Regions from separate parts of the Homo sapiens genome. Here region 2 is linked to region 1. Evidence: chromatin loops called from intact Hi-C (ENCODE). Cell type or tissue: endothelial cell of umbilical vein. All regions are shown on one strand. Links, peaks and the distances in the headings refer to the core of each region. The heading gives the core; the rest is flanking DNA.

What was found. A loop is a pair of places that touch in the nucleus more often than their neighbours do. Peaks named below come from ENCODE experiments on the same cell type or tissue, not always from the same donor. Only the 100,000 strongest peaks of a DNase experiment are listed, where the experiment ranks them.
Region 2: a loop joins it to region 1, with 2.2 times the contacts of the local background. A loop is called at or near these places in 2 of 110 quality-filtered maps.

What each region holds. Positions count from the first base shown.
Region 1 is chr7:140,649,792-140,656,504 of GRCh38, reverse strand. It overlaps LOC105375535 (a long non-coding RNA gene), which reads right to left. Exons shown (of 6, transcript XR_928047.3): 3 at 4,499-4,690; 4 at 3,876-4,111; 5 at 664-916. Among named protein-coding and RNA genes, the nearest start is that of DENND2A, 12 kb to the right of the region's middle. In endothelial cell of umbilical vein, for the core only: a CTCF peak has its summit at 2,905 (motif pointing right); a DNase peak (open chromatin) is centred at 2,934.
Region 2 is chr7:140,338,879-140,345,335 of GRCh38, reverse strand. SLC37A3 (solute carrier family 37 member 3) reads left to right here. Exons shown (of 15, transcript NM_207113.3): 12 at 73-120; 13 at 1,773-1,924. Among named protein-coding and RNA genes, the nearest start is that of SLC37A3, 56 kb to the left of the region's middle. In endothelial cell of umbilical vein, for the core only: a CTCF peak has its summit at 2,003 (motif pointing right); no DNase peak of the experiment used is centred there.

The DNA of each region.
Region 1 (6,713 bases), core at 844-5,843:
TAGTTCACAGAGAGTTCTCAACCTTTGGGGGGTCAGCTTAACTCCATAATCCCCTGCAAAACCTTTCTTAAAGTTTTGTAACATGCACTCCAATGGAGTGGGTTTTGATGACTTTCCTCCTATTTCCTCCCTTTATGATGCAGCATACCCACTCTTCCTTTTGACTCAGACCAACCAGACCTTCTCCTATTATGGGAGTTTTCAGACACCACTTGGCTTTGGAGAGGTCCTTATTCCCACCACAATTCTGAGCTGTGGGGCAGCTCCTATTAGCCATATGTGGTTCGCCACTAGTCCAGGTTGGCCCCACACTTCGCTTGGAGCACACAGTCCACGCTAAGAGATCTGTGACTCCCCACATCACTCCCCACATTGGTTTCTCCAGGAACCATCTCTCACACACTTTCACACACCTCCCCATTCCCAGTTCCTGTGTTCCTAATTGGGATGGTGAGCCACTCTTGCCGCCTCCAGTTTCCTTTTCCTAACCAACTTAGCGAGCCACTCTCACATCCGGTGTCGGTTGGGATGTGAGTTTCATCCAAATTGGCGAGCTGTTCTTGCTGCCCCTAACCCGTCTGGGTCAGACTACCAGTTACACCCTGGGAAGGCTCCCCTTCTATCCTTATGAGACGGGTCCTGCCTTGGGCCCCAATACCTTACCGCAGTTCCTGAAGCACGCTGTTTCTGGAATTGTCCTGTAGCCCCTCTCAGGTTCTGTTGTGCTGCTGGGTAGGGGTGCTGGGTCACAGGAGAGCTGATTTCACCCCTCTAGGCTGAAGTTCTCCAGGTGGCACCTGGGGTCACAGGTCTCCCCAGGCCCGGGGCTCCAGCCCCATAGGGAAAGGAGACAGTAGATCTGCCGTCTCCACTCCTCCTGGCTGGCTCGCCAAGAAATGTTGCGGGATGCAGGGGACTAGACAAGTATGGGTGAATACAGGAGGATAATTATTTTAAGGTGTGCACCAGCTCAGTGGATTTATTTTTCCTTGAATTTCTGCCTCGATATTACCTAGATAAAGGTCGTCTTGTTTCTCTGACTACTTCATAAGACAAGCAAATTTTCACAAATTTAAAGGATACATTGTGGAAGGTCTGACTGAAAATAAGGCCCTTGTGGGCATCCTAGAAATTTATCTAGAATGGTGGCTCTCAAACTTTAGCATCCATCAGAATTAGTTGGAGCGCTGGCCCCACCCCATTGCTGACTTTTGTAGGTCTGGGGTGAGGCCCAAGAATGTGCATTTCTAACAGTTACTATATGATGCTGATGCTGTTGGTTTGGGGAAAACATTTTGAGAACCATTGACCTTGTAGATAGTGGTAGTGGTGAATATGGTGGTGGTGGTGGTGAAGATGGTGGTGGTGGTGGTCAAGGTAATGGTAGTGGGTGGTAACAGTGGTGGTGGTGATGGCGGTGACAATGGTGATGGTGGTGGTATTGATGTTGGTAATGGGGCGGTGGTTATATTGGTGGTGGTGATGATAATGGTGGTGGTCGTGGTGGTGGTGACAGTGGTAGTGGTGGTGATGGGGATGATAGTGGTGAGTGATGGTGGTGACAGTGATGATAGTGGTGACAGTAATGGTGGTGGCATTGATATTGGTAATGGTAGTGGTATTGTTGATGTTGGTGGTAGTGGTGGTAATAGTGGTAGTGATGGTAACAGTGGCGGTGGTGATGGTGATGATGTGACAGTGATGGTGGTGACAGTGGCAATGGTGGTGGCATTGATATTGGTAATGGTGGTGGTGGTGATGGTGATAATGGTGATGGTGATAGTGGTGGTGGTGGTGACAGTGGTGCTGGTGACGGTGTTGGTGGTGACTGGTGGTGGTGGTGACAAAAGTGGTGGTGATCATAATGATAGTGGTGGTGGTAACGGTGACGGTGATGGTGGCGACCTACAATCTCTGCAGAAATAGGCCCACCATAACCATCACCACCATCATTACCACCACTGTTACCATCCACCACCATCACCACCACCAAATGACTGGTGATGGTGGTGGCAGTGGTGAAAGTGTAGCATTGTAAAGAGCTAGAGTCAGCTCCCACACAGGTGAAGTTGAGAGATTATTACTGAGGCCCATGTCAGTTAGGAGAATTATGTCATACATATGAAGGCAACATGGGCAGTAAAAAACAAAACAAAACAAAACAAAAACAGTTCTATCACATATGAACCCTAAATCAAAGTTTATAAGGGCAACCATTGAAAATCACAGATGCTGGCTTGGAGTCAACCTGCTGCTCACATGGGTAACTTTATGCAATCCGTTTCAGGATTAGTAACAGGAGGGATGGATATATTTAGAATGTTGAATGAATTAAGAGACTGAATACGCAAAGGGACAATGGCCATATATAACTATGCATTTCTATGTCTAGTGTCATATATGGTCATTGACTCTGCATATTCAGAGGCTGTGACCCACAACCTTTGCAGCAACCGGGGCAGGAGCCAAGCCAACCTTCTATGGCGATAGGCCCAGAACGTCAGGATTTGCTCAATGACTGCCTGCTGCCCTAATTCTCACTGACACTTCCAACTCAGGACCAAGCCAAGAAAGCCAAAAATCCTCTCCAAACCCATCACATAAGATGCTGCTGCCTGCACTTTCCCCCTGCCAACATCTTCCAATTAGAGCCCACCTGAAACCTATAGAAGCCTTTCCCACTAGCATTTGAGTCTCCAGTTATATTTGACTCTCTGCCAAAGGCAAGTGATGGTGGCTGACTGTCTGGCCATAGAAAACGCTAAATAAATAGCCTCTGCCTTCCTCATTTGGGTGGCTTTCGTTGATCCGCATTGAATCTTCTCAACAGTGGAAAGCCAGCTAATTTTTAGGTTTCCAGGTGTATGAAATGCTCCTGCTGGTGTTGTTAACTCTATTTCCACTAGGTGGCACCATTCACTCGGGAAGGATAACACACGATTCCTGGAGGTTCCCAGACCCAACCGGGAGGCAAGGGAAGGGGAACTCTGCAAAAGCCCATCTGGCTTTGCTTCTCTTTCCACGTGAACCACATGACCGGGTTTAGCAGCTCGCGTGTAACACTGCTACCCAGCAGATGTGATGCAGGGCAAGTACTAGTTCAAGGGGAAGATGGTGGAGGTGGGGAATGGGCTGGCTCTGGGCTTCCCGGCCTCTGCATTTTAGGCATTCCGGACAAGACAATTCTTCGTTGTGTGTGGAGAGGGAGGCTGTCCTGTGCTTTGGAGGATGTTCGGCAGCATGTCTGGCCTTTACCCACTTGATGCCAGAAACAATCCTTGTCTTAGTCCGTTTGAGCTGCTATATAACAAAATACCATGAACTGTGTGGCTTAGAAACAGCAAATATTTATTGGCCGGGCGCAGTGGCTCACGCCTGTAATCCCAGCACTTTGGGAGGCCGAGGCGGGAGGATCACGAGGTCAGGAAATAGAGACCATCCTGGCTAACACGGTGAAACCCCGTCTCTACTAAAAATACAAAAAATTAGCTGGGCGTGGTGGCGGGCGCCTGTAGTCCCAGCTACTCGGGAGGCTGAGGCAGGAGAATGACGTGAACCCGGGAGGCGGAGCTTGCAGTGAGCCGAGATTGGGCCACCGTACTCCAGCCTGGGTGACAGAGTAAGACTCTGTCTCAAAAAAAAAAAAAAAGAAAAAAGAAAAAAGAAACAGCAAATATTTCTTTCTCACATTCCTGGAGGCTGAAAAGTCCAGGATCCAGGTGCGGCATGGTTGGGTTCTGGGGAGGTCCTGCTTCTGGGCTGCAGACCGCCGCCTTCTCACTGTGTCCGTGGTGGAAAGAGTGGGAGAGGGTGAGAGCTTTCTCTGGGGACTCTTTGATGAGGGCACTAAACCCATTCATGAGGGCTCCACTCACCTTCCATCACTTTGGGCGTTAGGATTTCAACATATGAATTTTGGAGGCGGACACGTTCAGACCATAGCACTTCCCTTTCCCAATTATGACAATAAAATATCTTCAAACATTGCCAAGTGTCAGCCAGGCATGGTGGCCCACATCTGTATTCTCAGCACATTGGGAGACCAAAGTGGGAGGATTGCTTGAGCACAGGAGTTTCAGACCAGCCGGGGCAATATAGCAAGACTCTGTCTCTACGGAAAAAAAAAAAAAAAAACCTGGGCACGGCAATGGGGCACACCCGTAGTTCTAGATACCCAGGAGGCTTAGGTGGAGGGATGGCTTGAGCCCAGGTGTTTGGGGTTGCAGTGAGCTATGATTGTGCCACTGCACTCCAGCCTGGGAGACAGAGTAAGACCTTGTCTCTTAAAAGAAAAAAAAAAAGAAAAATTACCAAATGTCCCCTGGAGAAGCAAAGAAGCAAAGTTGTCCCTGCTTGGGAATCACTAGTCTTAGGTCCTTTCGCACAGTTCTCTGCTGAGACCCTTTCAGCACCCCCTGACCTCCTTACCCCTCTTCCCACCCCACACTCACACTTTCTTCAGAACAGAATATAAGAGAAGGGAACGCCCTGCACTTACCTGCTGCAGCTTCAACGTCTTTGTTCCTCCTGAGCAGGCTCTAAACCAGTGTGTCTCTGGTGGGGACTTGAGCCACCTCCACCAAAAACACCTGGGCGGCTGTGCACCATGGCTCACACACCTGTAATCCTAGAACATTGGGAGGCCAGACAGAGCAGGAAGATCTCTCAAAACTAGGAGTTCAAGATCAGCCTGGGCAACAGAGTGAGACAACATAGTGAGACTCTGTCTCTACAAGCAAACACACACCTGGAGTGCTTGTAAAACTGCACGTTCCTGGGCTGCATCCCAGACCCCTTGCATCAGGATCACTCAGCGAAGGCCAGAATCTGTTCTTTTTTTTCTTCTTTTTTTCCCCCTTAAACTCAATGGGATTATCAGGCAGATAAAAAGTGTGAGAAAGGCCGGGCGTGGTGGCTCATGCCTCCACTGCACTCCAGCCTGGGGTAATCCCAGCACTTTGGGAGGCTGAGGCAGACGGATCATCTGAGGTCAGGAGTTTGAGACCAGTCTGGCCAACATGGTGAAACCCCGTCTCAGCTAAAACTACAAAAAATTACCCGGGCATGGTGATGGGTGCCTGTAATCCTGGCTACTCGGGAGGCTGAGGCAAGAGAATCGCTTGAACCCGGGAGGCGGAGGTTGCAGTGAGCTGAGATTGCACCACTGCTTTCCAGCCTGGGCAATAAGACGGAAACTCTGTCTCAGAAAAAAAAAAAAAGTGTGAGAAGCACTGGCCCTGCCCCTCCCCCCAGGTCCTGCTTGGTATCTCTGACCTGCAATTCCTTCCTAAGAGAGTCAGGCCCTGGCATGTGGATTTTGGCTCTGGGCCACCCATATCTACTCCCCAAGCTGGCAGAGGAGAAAATATCAGAAATAATACTGAAAGGGGCTGGGCGCGGTGGCTCACACCTGTAATCCCAGCACTTTGGGAGGCCGAGGCGGGCAGATCACGAGGTCAGGAGATCGAGACCATCCTGGCTAACACGGTGAAACCCCATCTCTACCAAAAATACAAAAAATTAGCTGGGCGCGGTGGCGGGTGCCTGTAGTCCCAGCTACTCGGGAGGCTGAGGCAGGAGAATGGTGTGAACCCAGGAGGTGGAGCTTGCAGTGAGCCGAGATAGCGCCACTGCACTCCAGCCTGGGAGATGGAGCGAGACTGTGTCTCAAAAAAAAGAAAAGAAAAGAAAAGAAATAATACTGAAAGAAGCAGGGAAAGGAGGAGGCAGTTGTGTGTGTGTGCCCTGCGGCAATGACCCATCCCTTCCCCGTGAGACCACGGCCTCCTCGCTTTCTCTTTTTCACTCTTCAGTTGAATTTTCTCCATTACTCCTTATCACGAGAATCTCTCCTCTAGTTCCTGCCTTCTGGTTTTCTAGGTGGCTTGCTCCAGACACCTTTCTCCCGGTGTCACGTAACTGGACTACTACTACCCACGTGCAGTGCATGTGCTAACCCTGTGTGGCCAAGGCAAGTCTCCCCTCCTTCTGCCTCGAGGGCTTGGGCTGCTCATCTCTGAGGCCACTTCCTGCTCTGACACGGTATGCCCCCACCATGCTGTGTGCAACTCTGTTGCCCCTGGACCCTGTTAACTTCTTTATTTTATTTTATTTTTGAGACGGAGTCTCGCTCTGTCACCCAGGCTGGAGTGCAGTGGTAAAATCTCGGCTCACTGCAACCTCCGCCTCCTGAATTCAAGCGATTCTCCTGTCTCAGTCTCCTGAGTAGCTGGGATTAGAGGCACATGCCACCATACCCAGCTAATTTTTGTATTTTTGGTAGAGATGGGGTTTTGCCATGTTGGCCAGGCTGGTCTCGAACTCCTGATCTCAGGTGATCCACCCTCCTCGGTCTCCCAAAGTGCTGGGATTATAGGAGTGAGCCACTGCACCCCACCAGGCCCTGTTAACTTCTCTGTTCTAAAGCCTGTCCTGGCCACAAAGCTACAGTGGTGCTGTCCTGGGCTCAGACTGCCTGGGCTCATCTCAGCCCCAGTACTCCCTGCCAGTGGCCTTGGGCAAGGCAGCCAACCCCTTTTTGGTTGCTTCTTTATCTCTAGAAGAGGCTAATATTAGAACCTACCTACTAGGTAATCTCTGTAATGCATTAACACTGCCCAGCACATATTCAGGAAAACGTAGAGTGAGAATGAGAAGAGTACTGCTCTTGCGCTTTTTTGCCTACATGAGAAGGCTGGGGCTGGGAGGGACCA
Region 2 (6,457 bases), core at 1-5,000, 310 kb after region 1:
GCGTACGGTTGGCAGAGGCACGTGGAGTCTGCTTTTCAAGCCACCATGGTTTGTCTGTGTCTTCCCTCACAGGTTCTCCAAATGATAAGTCCATCAATGCCCTTCTGATGACTGTTACAGGTACGGCACATGGCTCTGCTCCACCATGCTTCTGTTGCTCTGTAAATTCAGAGGAAAAGGGAAACTGTTTTCTCCCTCAATTTGAGTAGTACCGAAACCTTAATTACAGAGAATTCAAATTTTAAAAGGAAAAACGCCTCCTTTTCCAGATTCTTTTTCTCTGCTGTTTCTTACATGACCTCCTCAGTCCTATTGTGACAGAAGCGGTCCCTATTGACAGAGATTTTCTACGATTTTTGATTGCTGCCCCAGCTTCTGCTCTTACCTCTAAAAGTGACTTAGAAAAATGCCACATGGGAGACCAATTCACCAGCTTTCAAAAAAATCCACAATAGCTCGTGTCTCCTCCTGTGTTGGAATTGGTCAGCATTTTGTCACTTGAGCACTAGATAAAATAGTTGGGTGCATTTAGGGACTATGTTATAGAAAAATTACTTACTTTATTTATTATTTATTTATTGAGACAGAATCTTGCTCTGTTGCCCAGGCTGGAGTGTAGTGGCACAGTCTCAGCTCACTGCAACCTACACCTCTTGGGTTCAAGTGATTCTCCTGCCTCAGCCTCCTGAGTAGCTGGTAATATAGGCGTGCACCACCACGCCCAGCTAATTTTTGTATTTTTAGTAGAGACATGGTTTCACCATGTTGCCCAGGCTGGTCTCAAACTCCTGACCTCAGGTGATCCACCTGCCTTGGCCTCCCAAAATGCTGGGATTACAGGCGTGAGCCACCATCCCCAGCCAGAAAAATTACTTATTTTAAACTTTCTAATTTTATTTTTATTTTTGAGAAGGAGTCTCGCTCTTGTCACCCAGATGGGAGTGCAGTGGTGCGATCTCAGCTAACTGCAACCTCCACCTCCTGGGTTCAAGTGATTCTTCTGCCTCAGCTTCCCAAGTAGTTGGGATTACAGGCGCCTGCTACCATGCCCAGCTAATTTTTGTATTTTTAGTAGAGACAGCGTTTCACCATGTTGCCCAGGCTGGTCTCGAACTCCTGACTTCAGGTGATCTGCCCACCTCAGCCTCTCAAAGTGCTGAGATTACAGGCATAAGCCACTGCGCCCGGCCAGAAAAGTTACTTATTTTAAACTTTAGATCATGCTTGGGAGAGTGAGCTGCTCATTCTACTTGGGGTACATGGAACTGATTCCAGCAGTGGGACCAGATTCACCTGGGCCATCGCATGCCTGATTCATGGGCAGCCTCACTGAGAGCAGTGGCAGATAGAGTCACCTGCTCCATTGCAGTGGCTTTTTCCTCTTTGCTCTTTTTTTTCAATATTCCTGGTTGAATTTGTGTAGTGGAATGATCATATGATGCAACTACCGTAATAGAATTTATTTGACAAGCTAGTGCAATTAGTTATTAATGAATGTAAACTTCACAGGATTAGAAGGGCTATGTGTTTCACTATTTTTGTATCTTTGGGTTCTACAAAATATACTAGAGTGTCACATAATTCGAGAAGGGATTTCAGGAACGTGGATGTTAACTACTAATAGTTTGAAAATGATACTATCTGGGGGTTTCCTTTTTTTTCCACTTCTCTCCAACATATTAAGAAAACTATTCGGATATTATTTTGCCTTATGCAGTAGATTGCTAGTGGTTGTGAATTGTGTTTTAATAAGAACCTGTTTATGACTTCAGGATTTTTTATTGGTGGACCTTCTAATATGATTAGTTCTGCTATTTCTGCGGACTTGGGTCGCCAGGAGCTCATCCAAAGGAGCAGTGAAGCTTTGGCCACTGTCACAGGAATTGTGGATGGTTCGGGGAGCATTGGAGCTGCAGTGGGCCAGGTGAGAGAACAGGAGAGGGGCTGGGATTCTAGTGTCTTCCCTCAAAGGCGGCTGAATGTGAACCTGCCCTCTGGGCCTCAGTAGGTGGCACTCTTGTGCTGTAGAACGCTGTTCCCAGAGCCCAAGGACTTCCGTCTCCCCTCAGGACCAGCTGATGCGTCCTAATGTAGAAGGACTCTCCATTGTTTTTAGTTCCTTTTTTCTACTTATACTTCTAGATTCTTCCTGTCTGCAAATAAGCTAAGACCTCGTAAGACAGACAGATCCTTCTGCCCCAGCCCACCATCCCCTTCTTTCTTTCCAGGCTGAACTTGGTATTCCGTGGTGGGGGGTGCTTCTTGTTATCCCCACCTGGCATGTGGACCCCACCATTGCTGTCTCCCGTCTCCCTCTCCCAGACACTCTACTGCATACACGTTCCTTCCTGGGCCCCGCCAGACATGGCCATGGACTCTGCAGCTGCTTCTGAATCACTCGCTCTGCTTCCTGTGTATCCAAAAATCTCTGACTGTATCTCAAAGAGTGGCCCATAAGTGTCTGGTATCAGAATCATCTGGGACACTCATTAAAGTACAGAACACCAAGCATACTACAGACTTGCTGAGTTCGAACCTACAGATCTGTATTTTCAACAAGGCTTCTTGGTGATTCTTCCACACTCAGATGTTTGAGATCCCTACACTAAGATTGGCCTACTATACTTAGAATTATTTACATTGACCTTTTTTTTTTTTGCATAAATTCAACTTTCTCTGGGACAGATATTTCTTTTCTGGCAGAGTCATGAGTCATGCCTCTTCTAGGATATACCACTACAGATTGTAGAGTACTAATTTTGTAGAAAGATGGATCTGAGAGTCATCTGTATGGATAAAAATAGTTGAACCTGTGGAAGTGAATGAAACATTTAATAGGGAAAGAGAATGTTGGCCGAGTCTCAGGGAATGCCCAGTGGTCAAAGAAAGAGGAAGGCAGCAGAGTAACCTGTAGTCAAGGGAACTGCGTTTGAGAAGGCGTTAGTAAGGTCATGGATGTAGAGAGGTCAGGAGAAAGAGAACTGAAGGATTTGTCTTTTAGGCTCTTAGTTTTGACATCTAGGAGGTCATTAATAACCTTGAAGATTATTGTTACTTGCTTGATGGGGGTGAATTGCTGATGTCTGATTGCTAGTGGTTAATGAGAGATAAGTATTGAGGTAAAGTAAGCCATGTTAATACTTTGACTACCTAGCCGTATTTTAATAGTCTATATGCACTTGTTAATGTCTGTCTCTCCCACTGTAACATAAGCTTCCTGAGCGCAGCATTTTGTTGTATGTTCTTCTGTCACCTTAGTACCTAGAACAGTGCCTGGCACACAGTAGACATTACTTGTGGAATGAATGACTGATATGCTTGGCATATTTGATTATAAGACTAAAGGGCAAAAAACCCCAAAGAAACAAAAACCTTAGCAAAGCCTTGAAAAATACGCTTACCTGATCATGCCCTGGAGCGGGAATCGAAAAATGCTCCCAGCCATCAGTTCAGACGTCTTCACCTATGGGGTAGAGAGTGGCTGCATTGGGCATCCTTTTCTGACATTATATTATTTTAAGTTATCCTTCCTTACGAATGTTTTCTTCACTAACTAAATGGGTGCATTATAATGAGTATTTCAGAGAATTTGCTTTTATTCAGATTGCCTCACCTGCCAGTATCCAGATCCCTCACTGTGAACTTGGGTCCTAGACTGACCTTCATGGTTGGGGAAGCACGTCTGGAGTAAATCACTGTTAGCTTTACTCATTCCTCTTCCATGTTGAGTTTTGAATGATTTCCCATTGCCTAAGGGGTGAAATCCCAAACTCTGTGACTTAGCGTTAACCTCTATCAGCTCTGTCCTTAGCCAGTGTACTAATTTACCCTGAATAACTTTGTTACCCCGTCTTTCCCTGACTTCCCAAGTAAAGAATTGTTTCTTCTTCAGGTTGCCATAGCAGTTGATGCGGTTCTGTAGTAGGCACCTGTCACGGTGTAAAGGTGATGCACCGTGACAGGTGCTCTGCTTGTTTCCTTCGTCTTTGTATTCCCAATGCTTAGTGCTTTTGTTGACACATACTAGGGGTTCAGTAAGATTAAATTGCAGTATCTGCCCAAGAGAAATGAGAACAAATGTCCACATTAAAACTTGTACATGAGGCTAGGTGTGGTGGCTCATGCCAGTAATCCCAGCACTTCGGGAGGCCAAGGCAGGAGAATTACTTGAGGCCAAGAGTTCAAGACCAGCCCAAGCAACATAGTGAGACCCTCATCTCTACAAAAAATAAAAAGTTAGCTGAGCATGGTGGTATGTGCCTGTCCCAACTACTTAGGAGGCTGAGACAGGAGGATCGCTTGAGCCTGGGAAGTCAAGGCTGCAGTGAGCCATGATCACACCACTCCAGTCCAGCCTGGGTGACAGAGCCAGACCCTGGCTCTCTCTCTCTATTTTTTTTTTTTGAGACAGCATCTGGCTCTTATGCCCAGGCTGGAGTGCAGTGGCAGGATCTTGGCTCACTGCAACCTCTGCCTTCTGGGACTCAAGCAATTTTCCCACTGCAGCCTCCCAAGTAGCTTGGACTGCAGGTACCCACCACCATGCCCAGCTAATTTTTGTATTTTTTTTGTAGAGACAGGGTTTCACCACATTGCCCAGACTGGTCTCAAACTCCTGGGCTCAAGTGATCCTCCTGCCTCAGCCTCCCAAAGTGCTAGGATTACAGGCATGAGCCACTTGCCTGGACAAGACCCTGTCTAAAAAAAAAAAAAAAGACAAAGTTGCAGTCAGTTTGGAGCCCCCCATGCTTCCTGTAGTGGATGATGAGACCTCTGCTTTTTTGCTACACATGATGTGATCTAATATAAATCACATAGTCGTTCTGCATTAATTTTTTTCACTTGTACATTTCAGTAATAATGTGATTGAAGAATGCTACCCTTTTGTGTCTGCGGCCAAATTGATTTTTGACAAGGGTGCCAGGACCATTCAATGGGGAAAGGATGGTCTCTCAATAAATAGTATTGGGAAAACTGGATATCCACGTGAAAAGAATGAAGTTGGAGCTGAGGAGTGGGAGAGGAAAGAAAAAAAAAAAAAAGAATGAGGTTGGACCCTAACCTTACCTCATATGCAAAAATTACCTCAAAATGGATTAAAGGCCTAACTTGAAGAACTTAAAATTATGAAACTCATAGAAGAAAACAGGGACAAATCTTCATGACAAATATGTACAAATGACCAATAAGCACATGAAGAGTCTCAGCATCCTTAGTCATTGGGAAAATGCAAATCAAAAACACAGTGAGCTGTGACTTCATGCTTACTACGATGGCTGTAATTAAAAAACAGGAAAGGGCCGGGCGCGGTGGCTTAAGCCTGTAATCCCAGCACTCTGGGAGGCCGAGGCGGGCGGATCACGAGGTCAGGAGATGGAGACCCTCCTGGCTAACACGGTGAAACCCCGTCTCTACTAAAAATACAAGAAAAATTGGCTGGGCGTTGTGGCGGGTGCCTGTGGTCCCAGCTACTTGGGAGGCTGAGGCAGGAGAATGGCGTGAACCCGGGAGGTGGAGCTTGCAGTGAGCTGAGATTGTGCCACTGCACTCCAGCCTGGGTGACAGAGTGAGACTCCATCTCAAAAAAAAAAACAAACAGGAAAGGTGACTGGTGCTGGCAAGGATGTGCAGAAATTGGAGCCCTGCATTGCTGGTGGGAATGCAAAATGATGCAGCTTCTGTGAAAAATACTTTGGTGCTTCTTCCAAAAAATTTAAATAGAATTACCATATGACCCAGCACTCCTAGGTATTTCCCGAAAGATTGAAAACTGGGGGCCGGGCGCGGTGGCTCATGCCTGTTATCCCAGCACTTTGGGAGACCGAGGTGGGCAGATCACTTGAGGTCAGGAGTTCGAGACCAGCCTGGCCAACATGGTGAAACCCTGTCTCTACTAAAAATACGAAAATTAGCTGGATGTGGTGGCAGGTGCCTGTAATCCCAGCTACTCAGGAGGCTGAGGCAGGATAATCGCTTGAACCTGGGAGGCGGAGGTTGCAGTGAGCCAAGATCACACCACTGCACTCCAGCCTGGGTGACAGAGGAAGACTCTCTCAAAAAAAAAAAAAAAACAAAACTGGGACTCAGATATTTGTATGTCAACATTTATTGCAGTATTATTCATAGTAGCCAAAAGGTGGAAACAACTTGGGTCCATCAGCAAATGAATGGAGAAACTAAATGTGGTATATCCATACCAGGGAATACTAATGAGCCATTAAAAAGAAATGAAGGGAAGTTACAGTGAGCTGTGATCATACCATTACACTACAGTCTGGGCAACAGAGAAAGACCCTGTCTCTTTTAATCCCAGCACTCTGGGAGGCTGAGGTGGGTGGATCACCTGAGGTTAGGAGTTTGAGACCAGCCTGGCCAACATGGTGAAACCTCGTCTCTACTAAAAATACAAAAATTAGCTGGGCGGGGGGTGGCACCTCAGCTACTTGGGAGGCTGAGG